Regions from separate parts of the Homo sapiens genome. Here region 2 is linked to region 1. A link is a loop called in an ENCODE intact Hi-C map of the cell type or tissue named here. Cell type or tissue: endothelial cell of umbilical vein. All regions are shown on one strand.

The links. Hi-C counts contacts between places; a loop is a spot of excess contacts. Peaks named below come from ENCODE experiments on the same cell type or tissue, not always from the same donor. Only the 100,000 strongest peaks of a DNase experiment are listed, where the experiment ranks them.
Region 2: it touches region 1 in a loop (3-fold over the local background); 7 of 110 quality-filtered maps call a loop at or near these places.

What each region holds. Positions count from the first base shown.
Region 1 is chr7:134,950,389-134,958,388 of GRCh38, reverse strand. CALD1 (caldesmon 1) reads right to left here. Exons shown (of 15, transcript NM_033138.4): 9 at 7,875-8,000; 10 at 277-320; 11 at 99-180. Among named protein-coding and RNA genes, the nearest start is that of AGBL3, 32 kb to the left of the region's middle. In endothelial cell of umbilical vein, CTCF peaks have their summits at 3,772 and 3,987 (motif pointing right); no DNase peak of the experiment used is centred here.
Region 2 is chr7:134,609,494-134,617,493 of GRCh38, reverse strand. No RefSeq gene overlaps it. Among named protein-coding and RNA genes, the nearest start is that of BPGM, 33 kb to the left of the region's middle. In endothelial cell of umbilical vein, no CTCF peak of the experiment used is centred here; a DNase peak (open chromatin) is centred at 3,413; H3K27ac peaks cover 2,451 bases.

The sequences.
Region 1 (8,000 bases):
ATTGGACTTGATTATTGTCCTAAGTGTTTTTATGCTCTTCTATGTAGTCAGAATCTATTTCTGTTCAGCAGGACCATAACGCTGAGGACAATTCTCACCTCAATTGCACTGGTATACTGCTCCAGTCTGCTGTCAATCTTGGAGACTATTGCTGCTTGATGGGTCGATTTGACACCACTGCTAAAAAAGTAAACACATACATATAAAAATATGAGAGAGAATCTTCTCATACATATGCTAGCTGATTAGCTCAATTGAACCATCAAGCATATTTACCTTTTCTGCACAGACTTATTCAAAAATTCTGCTCGCTCTTCTATCTAGGAATTACAAAAGAAAATAAACCCAATTAATATTTCAAGCTTATAAACAGTGTTTCTCAGCCCAGGCCAATATCATCCCTGAACCTGTTAAACACACCGAAGAGCATATAAGGGTATTTGAGTTACTGTGCGTAGCTCTGCTAGAAAGCAAAACTACATATAAGGTATTTGATAGTGAGATTTGGGGGAATGAAGGTAGGATTGATACAGGATAGAGAAAACGTGTAAAAAAAAAAAAATCAAGTTTTCAAGGCAAAATAAAGACCAGACAGAAATGGAATAAAAATGCCTCTAAAACAATATAAATCAGTGGCAAAATAATTAAAGTTTAAGACTAACATAATTGGCTGAGCGCTGAGGCTCACACCTATAATCCTAGCACTTTGAGAGGCCGAGGCAGGCAAATCACTTGAGGTCAGGAGTTCAAGACCAGCCTGGCCAACATGGTGAAACCCTATCTCTACTAAAAAATACAAAAAGTAGCTGGGTGTGGTGACACGCGCCTGTAGCCCCAGCTACTTGGAAGGCTGAGGTGGGAGAATTGCTTGAACCTGGGAGGGAGAGATTGCAGTGAGCCAAGATTGTGCCACTGCACTCCAGCCTGGGTGACAGAGTGAGCATCTGTCTCAAAACAAACAAACAAAATGCAACAACAACAAACAAATAATTTTTTCAAAAACACACACTGTTACCCTTTAGGATGTATTTACTAGAGACATACCATGCTATTCGAGTAACAAAATTTTCCCATAATGTTTTAACTATGTATTTGGTATGTAACAGGATTGAATAACTAGGAAATGTGAACTAGTCCCTTATTGCTTAACCTGATTTCCTAACTTGACAAGGGTCAATGATCAAGCCTATTGCTGAACTTAATTAGCCTTGGAACGTAAAAGGCGGGATACAGGTAGAATGAGGATGGGGCACAGCTCATCTGTAATGGCTGAGGCTTCCCATGAAGCCCCTCTTAGCCCAAGTGTGAAATGAGGAAATGAGCCCAGAGAAACAGGGTTGGACATAGAAAAAATCAGCAGTTAGTAGTCTTTGATGAGTTCTTTTTTTTTTAAAGCTAGGAACTTTTTTGCTACAACTGAAGCTGCTAAATCAAACATTATATTTTACTGAAACTGTAACACTTAAATTTAGATGTTAGCAATAAGCAAATATTTGTTGAATCCATGCCACACCCAACTCCAGGCTAGAAATATCCTCTACCACCCATCACCTATCAATACCATGAGCAAATACCTTCTTTGCTTATGACTGCATGTGCCAAAGCACATGCACGCTGAAAAGTTCCATTTTCTTCCCTGTTCAGGACAGTCAAGAAATCTACTGGATTTTAGTTGCCCTAGGCTAGTATGTTTGAGTGGCCCCTTGTCTCAGTGAGTCTTGGTTAATGTGAGAAATTACCATAGACTGGGTGCCTTAAAACAACAAACATTTCTCACAGTTCCGGAGACTGGGAAGTCTAAGATTAGGTTGCCAGCATGGTTGGGGTCTGGTGAGACCTCTCTTCATGGTTTGCAGATGGCCACCTTCCTGCTGTGTCCTCATATAGTGCAGAATAGAGAGGGAGCAAATAAGGTTCTGTGTCTCTTCTTACAAGGGCACTAATCCCATTAAGGGGGCCTCCACCCTCATGACCTAATTGTCTTCCAAAGATCCCACCTCCTAATACCATCATATTGCAGATTAGGATTTCAACATATGAATTTTGAGGGGATACACACAATTCTCCAAGATGTGAGGGGTTCTTTCTGACCCAGACTGGTCTGGGATTCATGAGCAATTAATAAATACCACAGAGTTTTTTTTTTTTGAAAACATGCTTCCTCTCTAATATCAGTTGAATAACAGTTTTATAGATACTAGTAAGAGCATTTCATTCTTTCTGATGATTTCCTACAAAGACAAAAGCAAACTCTTACTTAAAAAACTATGCAAAAAAGTACTATAAGTAGTGCTGACTTTATGGGATATATAAAACATCTGTAAAGTAACTCTTATTTTTCTGATTTTAATTATAAACTTAGAAGTATATTTCTGTAGAAAAAATTCCCAGGTGAGTAAGGTGAAACAGTTTAGAACTATGCAATGCACTGGCACTTTTAATAAATATTACCCATCCGTCCGTCCGTCCATCCATCCATCCATCTATCCATCCATCTATCCTATTTTTATCCCTGCCAGCCTGTCAGCCAAACAATTAGCCAATAAATAATATACTCAGTACCTTCTATATAAAATTGAATACTAATAAATAAAATAGTGCTATTGATCGAACTGTGTCCCCCTAAAATGCATGTGTTGAGGCCCTAACCCCCAATGTGATTGTACTTGGAAATGGGGCCTCTAAGGAAGTAATTAAGGTTAAATGAGATCAGAGCGGTGGAACCCTGATCCTACAGGATTGTTATCCCTACAGGAAGACACACTAGAGAGCTCACTTGCTCTCTTTCCTCCATGTGAAGACACAGTAAGAAGGCAGCCATCTGCAAGCCATGAAGAGGGCTCTCACCAGAAACTGAATCTGCTTGCACCTTGATTTTGGACTTCCAGCCTCCAGGACTGTGAGAAATACATTTCTATTGTTTAATCCATCCAGTCTATGGTATTTTGTTATGGCAACCTAAGCAAGCTAAGATAGACAAGGTCTTTTTCTTTTTCTTTTTTGAGACAGAGTCTCACTCTGTTGCCAGGATGGAGTGCAGTGGTGGAATCTCGGCTCACTGCAATCTCCACCTCCCGGGTTCAAGTGATTCTTCTGCCTCAGCGTCGAGTAGCTGGGACTACAGATGCGCGCCACCATGCCCAGCTAATTTTTGTATTTTCAGTAGAGATGGGATTTCACCATGTTGGCCAGGATGGCCTCGATCTCTTGACCTCATGATTCGCCCACCTTGGACTCCCAAAGTGCTGGGATTACAGGTGTGAACCACTGTGCCTGACTGACAAGGTCTTATTCTTTAAGGAACACAGAATTTAGTAGGGAAGACTAGTAAAGTATATAAAATAAAATATTTAAAAATTAACAGTAGGTACAATATTAAAGAAAAAAATGCTGTGTGTATAAGAAGTAACTATCTGGGGGAGGTGGAGAAGGCTTTTCAGTAGTGTTGATATTTGAGCTGAGATTAGTAGTTTCTGGTTTACATGGTTTCAGAAATGAGTTTATGAAAGTGAGGAAGGAAGTGCATGGCTTAGCCAGGAAAGGGCATTTCTGGCAAAGCAAGCACATGTACAAAGATTTGGAGAGCCACAAGGCACGCAGCGTGGTGAGACTGGGGATAAAGAAAAATTCAGTGTGGTGGGAGGATAGAGGCACTGCAGAAGGGGATAGCGGAGGTGAGAACTGTTCTTTGTCCCACCTGCAGCATCTTTATGACTCAGGGATCATCTTTCTAACCTTGGCCATGGCATTTATTCAAATCACCGAGATTCTCAGATTCCTACTCCTCCTTTTGCTTCTATCATAGCTAACATAGCCTGACTTCATCATTGCATTTCGCACATTTTGTCAGGATGCACTGTCCGTTTACTGATGCACTCCTGCTAGAAAATATCCTAACTTAGTGGCTCTAAACAATTTGTACTGAATTTGTATATTAAATGTTCTGTTTAAGGAATTTAACAAGGGAAATTGGTTCTTCTGAAGACCAAGAGGTGGCAGTATTGTCTCGATAAAACTTGGAATAAAAGCACACCATTCGTTTTAGAAAATTGGTGCTCTCGTTACTCCACACCCTGCCCCAACCAATAAAGGCAATAGAAATTAAAAAATCTTTGAATTTAATTTACTTAAAATCTATTCTTTATTGCATATGAAAATCAGTCACTGCTAACATAATTTAATGATGAAAAACTAGGTACAGACTTTCCCAAACAAGGAATAGAAATCATGAGATATTTTTTAAAAATACAGTAGTTGGTAGTATTTTGATGTCAAATAGCAAATATTTTTCCTCCCATTGGTATTCTACAATGCTAACTTGTGACCACTTATAAAAGTTGCAGGGCCAAGGGTATCAATAGCTATCCCAATTACATTGTAGAATATGAAATTGAGCTTGAAAATCAGAGTCACAGCAAGTTCTTCAAGGCACATACATGGAGGGAAGCATAGACTGTCTGCCCCTGAATATGTGTCTCTCTTACATAGAAATTTAAAATAACCTAGACCTTTTTTATACATCTACTTTAATCAATTGCAGACAAATGCCTCTCCATCAGAGGGAGTAGATAAATGGCTTCCTGGGGGTACTAGATGAAATGGGAAGCCAGCATCTGGCTGAGGGAAAGACCAGAGAAATAGGTACGTTGAGAAATTTGGTAGAGAAGAAATAATTAGAGGAGGGTAGGGTAGGTTGTAGTTTCTCCTGAAAAAAAAAAACAAAAAAAAAAAACCACAGTAGAATTTGGAAGTCTAGATGACTACTATTTTCTTCATGTTACCAAGACTGTTCAAGGAAGGCTTGGGTGGGATTTTAAAGAAGGTAGAAAGAGAGAACATGGTTTTCTTTTTCTTTTCTTTTTTTTTTTTTGAGACGGAGTTTTGCTTTTGTTGCTGCCTCCCAGGTTCAAGCAGTTCTTCTGCCTCAGCCTCTCAAGTAGCTGGGATTACAGGCATGCGCCACTGCGCCCAGCTAACCTCTGCCTCCCAGGTTCAAGTGATTCTCCTGTCTCAGGCTCCTGAGTAGGGATTACAGGCACCTGCCACTTTGCCTGGCTAATTTTTGTATTTTTAGTAGAGACGAGGTTTCACCATGTTGGCCAGGTTGGTTTCAAACTCCTGACCTCAGGTGATACACCTGCCTCAGCCTCCCAACGTGCTGGCATTACAGGTGTGAGCCACCGCACCTGGCCTTGAGAATGGTTTTCACACTGTTAAACGGTTAAAAAAAAATCAAAAGAAGAATAATATTTCATGACATTAGAAAAGCACAATAAAATTACATAAAATTCAAATTTCAGAGTTTATAAATAAAGCTTGCCTACTCCACAAGGCCTTTCTCTACTCATTTTGCTCTGCTCACTTTTGTAATTCTTGAATTGTTTCTTTGAGGCAGTCATTAGAGCCATCAGGGCAGCCACCTTGCTTTGTTCTTTCCCTCATAGGACATAGCATGCATTAAGTATTTCATAAATAATCAGATATTAAATGTATAATCCCTCTGTGGCTTAGTTTAAATTTTCCCTGAAGCAGACCTTGAGACAAGGGTTCAAGTACAAATAATTTATTTGGGAGGTATCAGAAATATGACTGGGACCTAGACCATCATAAAGACTAAGTGAGCCGGGCATGGTGGCTCATGCGTGTAATCCCAGCACTTTGGGAGACCAAGGTGGGCGGATCATGAGGTGAGGAGTTCGAGACCAGCCTGGCCAATATGGTGAAACCCTGTCTCTACTAAAAATACAAAAATTAGCTGGGCATGGTGGCGTGCACCTGTAGTCCCAGCTACTCGAGAGGCTGAGGCAGAAGAATCGCTTGAACCTGGGAGGCGGAAGTTGCAGTGAGCCAAGATGGTGCCACTGCACTCCAGCCTGGGCAACACAGCGAGACTCTATCTCAAAAAAAAAAAAAAAGACTAAGGGAAGTTATTTGGGGATTAAAAAATTCTGATTTTCATGTGGAACAAGTAATAACTGTAAAATGTAAGCAGTTTTTGGTCATTTTGGTGTGCCACTTGATATAACCGTACACATATGTACATAATTAACCATCCAGACCTCGCTATGATTCTTTTTTTCTTTTTTTTGGGATAGGGTCTCATTCTGTCACACAGGCTGGAGTGCAGTGGCACGATCTCGGCTCACTGTAACCTCTGCCTCCCAAGTTCAAGTGGTTCTCCTGCCTCAGCCTCCCAAATACCTGGGATTACAGGTGTGCGCCATCACACCTGGCTAATTTTTGTATTTTTAGTAGGGATGGGGTTTCACCAGATTGGCCAGGAAGGTCTAGAACTCCTGACCTCAGGTGATCCATCCACCTCGGCCTCCCAAAATGCTGGGATCACAGGTGTGAGCCACTGTGCCCGGCCAGACCTGGGTATAATTCTCTCATGGCTTTGTCCATTGTTGATGCTTTATAACCTAGCTAGGTTGATGGAAAATGAAATGTTAAAAGTCCCAATCTCTGAAGATTCATTCCTTTATTCATCATTTAACAAATTTTTATTAAGTATCTTCAATATGATGTAAGGCACTGTGCTAGATGCTCAATGATGTTAATTCTCAAAGAAACTGCCACTGGCAATAATGGTGGACTGATTATAAATCAAGGATGCTACTTTCTTGAGTCCACTGTGTTTTCCCTACATCTCAACTATTCTATCATCTCCCTGACTCAGCTGATTCCTGCTCCTTTTCTGTTCTCTTGGCAGCACTCTGTTTTACATCAAATAGGAGCTGTGCTCCATGAAGGCTGTCATAGGACCAAAGCCATCCTGGAAAAGGACCCTTTCCAAGTCACATTTCACCTCCTCCCATAATAATTGCTTTAAAATTTGCACCTGTACCATTTCCAGCTGGCTTTTAATCATGACAAAGAAAAAATGAACAGCTAGCATGAAAAGCAGCTTAAACTTTTAAAATATACTTTCCTATTTTATAAATTTTAGATGTCTCTATTCTCAGTTGCTCAAAGGAATGAGGCACATGGAGAATGTGGATCAGTAAAATTGAGAGATAATCACCGAATGTCATTTTAATGTATGCCAAAGCATCTAATAAACAACAGATAAAAATTTCACTACTGTCCCTCCTTTCCATATGTTGTAAACAAAGAGAAGCTGTGAAACAGCTGAAAGGAGGTGCTATGGTCCAACATTTATATGTTGAAACTGAGTCCTTGATGTGTTGGTATTAAGAGGTGAGACCTTTGGGTGGTAACTAGGTGATGAGGGTGAGGCCCTTGTGAATGGGACTAGTGCCCTTATAAAAGAGGCCTAAGGAAGCCTGTTTTCTCCCTTTCTCCTTCCACCATGTAAGGACACAGGGAGAAGGTGCCACCTATGAGGAATAGGCCCTCACTAGACACCACATCTGCTGGCACCTTGATCTTTGACTTTCCAGCCTCCAAAACTGTGAGTGATAAATTTTGAGATGGAATCTTGCTCTGTTGCCCAGGCTAGAGTGCAGTGGCATTATCTTAGCTCACTGCAACCTCTGCCTCCTGGGTTCAAGTGATTCTCCTGCCTAAGCCTCCCAAGTAGCTGAGATTATTACAGGTGTGTGCCACCACGTCCGGCTAGTTTTTGAATTTTTGGTAGAGATGGGGTTTCACCACGGTGGCCAGGCTGGTCTCGAACTCCTGACCTCAGGTGATCTGCCCACATCTGCCTCCCAAAGTGCTGGGATTACAGGCATGAGCCACCGTGCCTGGCCCCAGTCTAAAGTATTTTGTTATAGCAGCCTGAACAGATTAACTTGGAAGGATAGCAAAAAGATAAATGAACAAAGGCCCTGTATAATCAATAACTAAACAAGGGGCTAAAATCCAGTCTCTATCATATTCTAATAGAAGTTTTCTGGGGAAAAAAATACCTTGAGAGATGAACCTTTAGGAGTGAAACACTTGAATGGTTTCTTGTCATCTGACAAGCCATCTTCTGGCATCTTCTGGCGTTTCTCAGCAGCTTCTGCTCTTCGCCTTTCAATCTCTTCCTTTAG
Region 2 (8,000 bases), 340 kb after region 1:
TCTATTCAGTTTTGGCAAAGAAACACCTTCAAAATGGATTGAGTAAAGCAACTTCTGCTTTGCTTTCCCATAAATCTCTTTTATCTCACTTTGCTTTTAACATATTCTCAAAACTCTTGGAATTCAGGATTATTGTCTCAATAAAATTTAATTTCTTAGCCAATAACTACATAATGTCTTCCTGGAGCAAGGTTACATGTTGGAAGTTGGACATAAAGCATACCCAACCTTGGTTAAATCTATTTCTCCTCCACTCTGTCTGCACCCAAGCAGTTGAACATGGCTGGAGAAAGACAAAACTCTGCCGACTGCCCTTAGGCCACTCATCTCCCATGACCCTTTGGTGCTGCTTGGCGATCCTTCTCCCTGTTCCTCATCTATTCTCAATCCTGGATGATTACTTCCCACCTTCTCCATTCTCCTCAATACTCCAACATCCCCTCTGCCCCAATCATCAGATATCAGCTGACTTGCTTGTTTCTGTCAAATTTATCAGAGCTCAGAAGCGAATTTCTACACACTTCACCACCTGTCTGCATCTGTGGTGGAGTGTGTAGACCCTTCTGCCTTCTCTCTGTTGCTATTGACAAGTGGTCTCTGCTTCTAAGGAAACTTCCTCTGCTTGTGCACAAGATCCCATTCCCTCTCACTTATGAAGGATAACACTTTCATAACTATCCTTCTTTTCCCTGCATCATCAGTTTTTCCCTCTTGACTGAATTAATCCCATCCACATACAACCATGCTACAACACTTCCCTTCTCAAACTCTCTCTCTCTCGACATGCACACCCCCTTCAGCCACTGTTTTATTTCTCTACAACCAACTATTTGAAAGAGTTGTCTATACAGGCTGCCTCCAATTTTACTTCTTTGGAACTCACGCCCTATCCTGAACCACCTCTGTAAAACTGCTCCTGTCAAGGTCAACAGTGGCCTCCAAGTATCTAAATCCAATGGTCAATCTTCAATCCTCACCTTATTTGACCTTTCTGCAGCATTTGACATGGTTGATTCTTCCTCCTGCTTGGATTCTTCCTCTCAACTTGGAGTCCAGAACTCTACTCTCTTTTTTTTCACTGGCCTCTCCTCAGTTTCTTTTCCTGGTTCCATCTTATCTTCTTGACCTCCAAATGTTGGAGTGCTACAGCACTTTGGTGGCCAGACCCCACCTTCTCTCTAACTTCACTCACTCCTAGGATGACATCAGATACTCTCATGCTTGGGTGCCCCACTCATAGTCCCTCAAGACTCACCTCTGCACACAGAAGGCTGATTACTGGGGGCACTTCAGATTCTCTGCCTTGGGGCCTTTTCTTGACCCAGGGAGCTCTGGACTCTCTTGCAGAGAAGCTGGAACTGCTGAAGAGTTAAGCCCCCAAAGCAGGCCTTGGCCAAAGACGGTTGAGGTTTGATGGATAATTATTTAGCTTTCTGGTCCCTCAGTTAGGATAACTTTAAGGCCTCTTCTACACTGTCTCCCAGAGTCCCACAATGGAACTAAACATCTGTTATCTGCAAGAGTAACTTACTTCATAATGCACCGTTTATTGACGTCCTTCCTTTTCCTGTCTCAATTCCCCATTTCTCCACCAGTATTTCTTGGACTCTCCTCCCAAATAAAGTATTTACACTAACATCCTTGTCAGGATCTGCTTCTAGGGGAACCCAAGGTAAAACAAATACTATTGATATGCCAAAGACTCCCATGTTTATATCTCTAGCTCAAATATCTTCCAAATTCCAGAATCATATTTTGCTTACTAAAGTGCCAGAAATGCTTCTAAATGCTTTATCAATGTGAAGTGATTCAATCCTTATACTAATCCTATGATGTGGGTTCTATCATTGTTCTCATTTTACTGATTAAGAACCTGAGGGACAGATAGCCAAGGCGACGTGCCCATGTCAGCACAGCCAGAAGGTAGAGGAGCCAGGATTCAAGCCACACTTTGGATCACAGTGCTGTACTGTCTCTATGAAAAAAGGGGTACATTTGAGGCCAGGTGTGGTGGCTCATGCCAGTAATCACAGCACTTTGGGTGGCCAAGGCAGGCAGATCACTTGAGGTCAGGAGTTTGAGACCAGCCCGGTCAACATGGCGAAACCCCATCTCTACTAAAAATACAAAACTTAGCCGGGTGTGGTGGCACACACCTATAGTCCCAGCTACTCGGGAGGCTGAGGCAAGAGAATTGCTTGAACCTGGGAGGCGGAGGTTGCAGTGGGCTGAGATCACACCATTGCACTCCAGTCTGGGTGACAGAGCGAGACTCTGCCTCAAAAAAAAAAAAGTGGGGCGGCGGGAGGCACATTTTAGAAAATGAGTTTTTTAATGGGTGAGGGCAATGGAGAGGGGTGGTACATTTCAAACATTAATAAACAGTATTCACAAAGAGTAAACCATTCTACAGTAGAATTATTTTCATTTTTGATAGACTTTCTAGACTGGAAGATGAAGTGAGTGCCGCAAAAATTGTAGATGTGACTTGAACAAAGCATTTGGCAAGATATCTCATGATTTGTTTTAGAAAATATGTAATAGGCCGGGCGCTGTGGCTCATGGCTGTAATCCCAGCACTTTGGGAGGCCGAGACGGGTGGATCACAAGGTCAGGAGATCGAGACCATCCTGGCTAACACAGTGAAACCTCATCTCTACTAAAAATACAAAAAATTAGCTAGGCGTGGTGGCAGGCATCTGTAATCCCAGCTACTTGGGAGGCTGAGGCAGGAGAATCGCTTGAACCCGGGAGGCAGAGGTTGCAGTGAGCCAAGATCAGGCCACTGCACTACAGCCTGGGTGACAGCGAGATTCCATCTAAATATAAAAGAAAAAAAAAAAAGAAAATGTGTAATAATATGAACTGGATTCTAGATCAATTAGGTGAATTCACATCCAGTTGAATGACCATACCAAAAGAGTTCTGTTTAATGAATTCTCTTTCAACCTGTTAAGAGGCTTCTTGTGGCAGGTCACAGGGCTCAGTGTTGTCTCCTGTCCTACTTAGGCTTTTTAGCAATGTCTTCAATAAAGAACATCACTGGAAAATCAATCTAATTTGAAGAAGATATGTGGAGTGGTGATGGAACAGGATAGTTAATGTGCTTAAAGGCTACAATGAAGAAAATGAATCTAACAAGATGGAATTTACTGGGTATGAGAGGTCCTTTACTCAGATCTAGAAAAGCAAACAGCTCTCCAAGATCTGGGTGGGGAAGAGATGGCTCAGCAGCATCACATGGAGGAAAAAGAGGCTCAGGGGTTTCCTTTGGCTAGAAGCTAAATGAGTCAACAGCAACTTGTGGCGCTATACCAAACCAAACCAAAGAAAAACAAAACCCCGAAGAAATCCTTAGCCTGGAAAAACAGAATTGTTGCATCTAAGCCAAGAGGAAGAAGCCCTTTTGTTTCTCCTTCATTAGTCAGCTCATATCTGAGGAACTGAATGTTGTTTGAGGTATTGCATCATAAACGGACAGAAACAAACCATAGGTGTCCAGAAGAAGAAAACAGGAATGGATAAGGATGACACCATCTCATAGGAAGAATATCTGTAGGAATGGGGAAAGAAATTAATGGGAGGATATACTATGTCTTCTTTTAGCAGGGCAGGGAGGGATAGCCATGGTGAGTGTTTATAGGACAGATATTACTTACTCTGTGCCACTCTCTTGTGTAGGAAAACAACAGAGAGGAAACTTGATATTGAATATCTACTCTGTGCCAGGAAGTGGTAGTCATTTTAAATGTGTTGTTCTACTGCATCCTTCCACTAACTTTCTCAGACAACTGATGGATTTCTAACACCTTAGCAACTTTCTAATAACTCTATTCCTTCTGATGATTAAGGAATGGGGAAGCATATGCTTGTTAATGTAAATGCGGTGTTTTGATACTGGACTCCAGTATTCAACTTGAAGGTTAAGTGATCAGCTCCAGAGGTAAAGAACCCTTGGCACACAGGGTCTGACACAGAGGTATACCATTCACTTCCTATACTCAGACCAAGATCAGACTGGGATGGGGTAGTGGGTGGACTTCAGCGAAAGAAAGACTTATTGGAGGATGCCAAATTCAGAAGTGGTGCCTGAGTAACAGGGCCCTGTCTGTTCCCACCTCAACTATGCTGACTGGCAGATGCAGCAAGAATTTTGGGCTGTCTCTTTCCACTAAGTCCCTCCCATCAGAATGTACTGATAGTTACCCCAGTCACTGCTGTGCTTCCCAGCTCCCTTCCCACTGTCCCTTAGTGGAGTCTTACTCCCAATTCCTCTATCTTGAGGTTCAGTTTATAAATAAGAATTTAAATAAATTATTTTTAAAACACCAAGGGAAATATTAGAATTTCAATCAATCTTTCTTATGCTGCCTGATATGGTTTGGCTGTGTCCCCACCCAAATCTCATCTTGAATTGTAGCTCCCATAATTCCCACATGTTGTGGAAGGGGCCCAGTGGGAGATAATTGAATCATGGGGACAGTTTCCCCCATACTGTTCTCATGGTAGTGAATAAGTCTAATGAGATCTGATGGTTTTATAAGAGGAAACCCTTTTCGCATGGTTCTCATTTTTCTCTTGTCTGCCACCTTGTAAAATGTGCTTCTCGCCTTCTGCCATGATTGTGAGGCCTCTCTCAGCCACGCGGAACTGTAAGTCTATTAAACCTCTTTTTCTTTATAAACTACCCAGCCTTGGGTATGTCTTTATCAGCAGCTTGAAAATGGACTAATATACTGCCTTAGTCTGTTCCTGCTGCTATAACAAAATGTCTTAGATGGGGGAATTTATAAGCAATAGAAATGTATTTCTTACAGTGCTAGAGGCTGAGAAGTCTGAGATCATGGTGCTGGCAGCTTCAGTAATTGGTGAGGGTGCCTTCTTGCAGCATCCTCACATGGCAGAAAAGACAGAAGAAGCTAACAGGTGCCTTCAAGTCCTTTAATAAGGGCACTAATTTCATTGATGAGGATGGAGCCCTCGCTACCTCCCAAAGACCCCACCTCTTAATACCATCACCTTGGGTGTTAAGGTGATCACATCCAACATGTGAACTATGTATGCAAACCATAGCATACGCCTACCTATAATGTATAAATCCTGCCACCTTGTGTCCAAGACTTCAGATATTGGCCAAGTATGTTTTTCAGGCTTTGTTTTCCATTATATCTCTTCATAGATTCTTTGTTTCATCTAAATTGGATTACTCATTTTTAGTATACTGCCATACCTTTTCCTATTGTTCTCTATACTCAGAAATCATTTTTTCTGTATATCTTTCAAAACCACACTCAGCATGTCAACTTCTGTTTAAGTATAACCTGTTTCATTAAGCTCTCTTTGAACAGCCGCCCCCCATGGCCATGGATGAGACATTTATTTCCTTCCTTGAGCGCCATAGTGAATGGCTAAAGCTCCTGTATGGCATTTATGTTACTACTCTCCAGTCTCCAAAACCGGTTCACATATTACGGTATGCAGAATTAATGTATTTGTGTTTATAAAGGACAGAATGTCTAGTAATTTCATATTGCACAATAGCTTATTTTAACCCATTTCCTAAATGGAAAAAAAAAATCAAAGAACGAAGAGGCAGTAACTCCATTTTGCACTGCAATACTTGTACAGCTTGTTATTTGAACTGTCTGTAATTGGTAGTGAACAATGAGGAAACAGCTATTTTTCTTGCACCACTGCCTTCAAAAATACCACTGGGGCCAGGCATGGTGGCTCATGCTTGTAATTCCAGCACTATGGAAGGCCAAGATGGGAGGATCACTTGAGCCCAGAAACACAAGACCGGCCTGGGCAACATAGTGAGACATTGTGTCTACAAAAATGAAAAAATTAGCCAGGCATGGTAGTGTGCCCCTGTAGTCCCAGCTACTCAGGAGGCTGCGATGGGAAGATTGGCTGAGCCAGGGAGGTTGAGGCTGTAGTGAGTTGAGATCACACCACTTCACTGCAGAGCAACATCTTGTCCCCCAACCCCAGAATACCATTGGTTCTCCTCTCTTCCCTGTTCCTTGGAGATATCATAGGCAATCACTTTCCAGCCACTATTGTGTGTTAAAACAATCTGACTTTTCAGGTACTAAAATGTACTATCTGGCTAAAAACTTCAAACTGTAATGCATTTCAACATGTTTCCCCTCCCACAGTTCAGAACTGATTTTTGGTTGATGGATTTAACAGAGGGAAGAAGGCGTGTGGTCTGTTCTTTCATTCTCCTTGCTCTTTGCTTTCTCCTCCCCGAGCTTGTCCTGGTATGGATAGCTGGAGCCACTGCTAATAAACTGCTAAAATAGCTCCTTGCAGCTTGTAAACAATTATGTCTGCAGTAAATGAGGTAGAGATGCTGGAAATTCCTTGGCAGAGGAAGGGATCTAAAAGTTCAGAAAGGTAGGCATGTTAGAACTGATGTATTGTGAGACACCAAAGAACCACTAGATGATTATGTTTCCCATGAGGACCCAGAGGATGCTCTCTTTACTAAAGCAATAAGGAATAAAGCATTCATAAAGGAGGCACTAGCACCTTGAGAAACTCAATGTTGTGTGTCCTCTGTAGGTCAAGATTGATAGTAGGAGACACTCTCAGAAACTGGGCTCCCTGGTGTCAATAAGAATGATAGGATCTAGAATAGCCAGATGACAGCATAAAACTGTCGAAAGGTAGGATTGTTGAAATTAGCTGCTGCGTTAATTTCCACAACAACCTTGCAGGAAGACAGGTATACTCAATTACCCTAATGGGTAACAAGGCCAGAGTAACAACTAGGGAGCCTAAGACTAATAAACTATGGTATCCTAGCAGCTACATACATTAAGATATTGTTTGATTAATAATCTGAAAAACACCTTGGGTTGGTCAGCACATGATAGGGAATCATGATCTCTTGTCCCGTTTTAAGAACTAAGGCCATTTTAAGACTTAGAATACACTGATTAAAGGGCCATGTCCCCTTGAGGAAGTGCCAGCAATGCCATAGCAAGTAGTTAAAGTAGCTATTCACAATCTTTCCTCAAGTAGCTACTTGCTGCATCCTGAAGTGATTTGTGTCTTCCTCAAACACTTAAAGGATGCAGGAGTGATTCTCCCCATGAAAACCCATTCAATTTACCAGTTTGGTCCTTGTTTGAACTAGACAGATGATGGACCTTGATCACCTGGACATTCTGGTCATTGTTCCACTATTTTGATGAGATCATGCCAAGCAGACCTGGTAGCAAAAAGTGACTAGAGTTCTCAATGCCTAAGTAAGGCATCTGCACCTCAGGTGATAGAAGATAAGCCCTACAAATATTCAAGGGCATGACACATCTGTGAAATTTTTAGAGGTGCCTTGATCTAGACCAGGGATTGCCAAACTATGGCCCATGTATCACATCCAGCCTTTGGTATGGTTTTTACTTTTTTTTTTTTGGAAAAGGAGTCTCACTCTGTCACCCAAGCTGGAGTGCAGTGGTGCCATCCTAGTTCACTGCAACCTCTGCCTCCTGAGTTCAAGCGATTCTCCTGCCTCAGCAGTGGAATCCTGAGTAGGTGGGATTACAGGTATGCACCACCATGCCCAGCTAATTTTTTTTTTTTTTTTGAGACTGAGTCTCGCTCTACCGCCCAGGCTGGGGTGCAGTGGTGTGATCTCGGCTCACTGCAACCTCCGCCTCCTGGGTTCAAGCGATTCTCCTGCCTCAGCCTCCTGAGTAGCTGGGACTACAGGTGCAATGTCACCACGCCTGGCTAGTAGTAGAGACGTGGTTTCACCGTGTTAGCCAGGATGGTCTTGATCTCCTGACCTCGTGATCAGCCCACCTCCGCCTCCCAAAGTGCTGGGATTACAGGCGTGAGCCACTGTTCCTGGCCTAATTTTTGTATTTTTAGTAGAGATAGAATTTCACTATGTTGGCCAGGCTTGTCTCGAACTCCTGACCCCAAGTGATCCGCCCACCTTGACCTCACAAAGTTCTGGGATTATAGGCGTTAGCCACCGCGCCCGG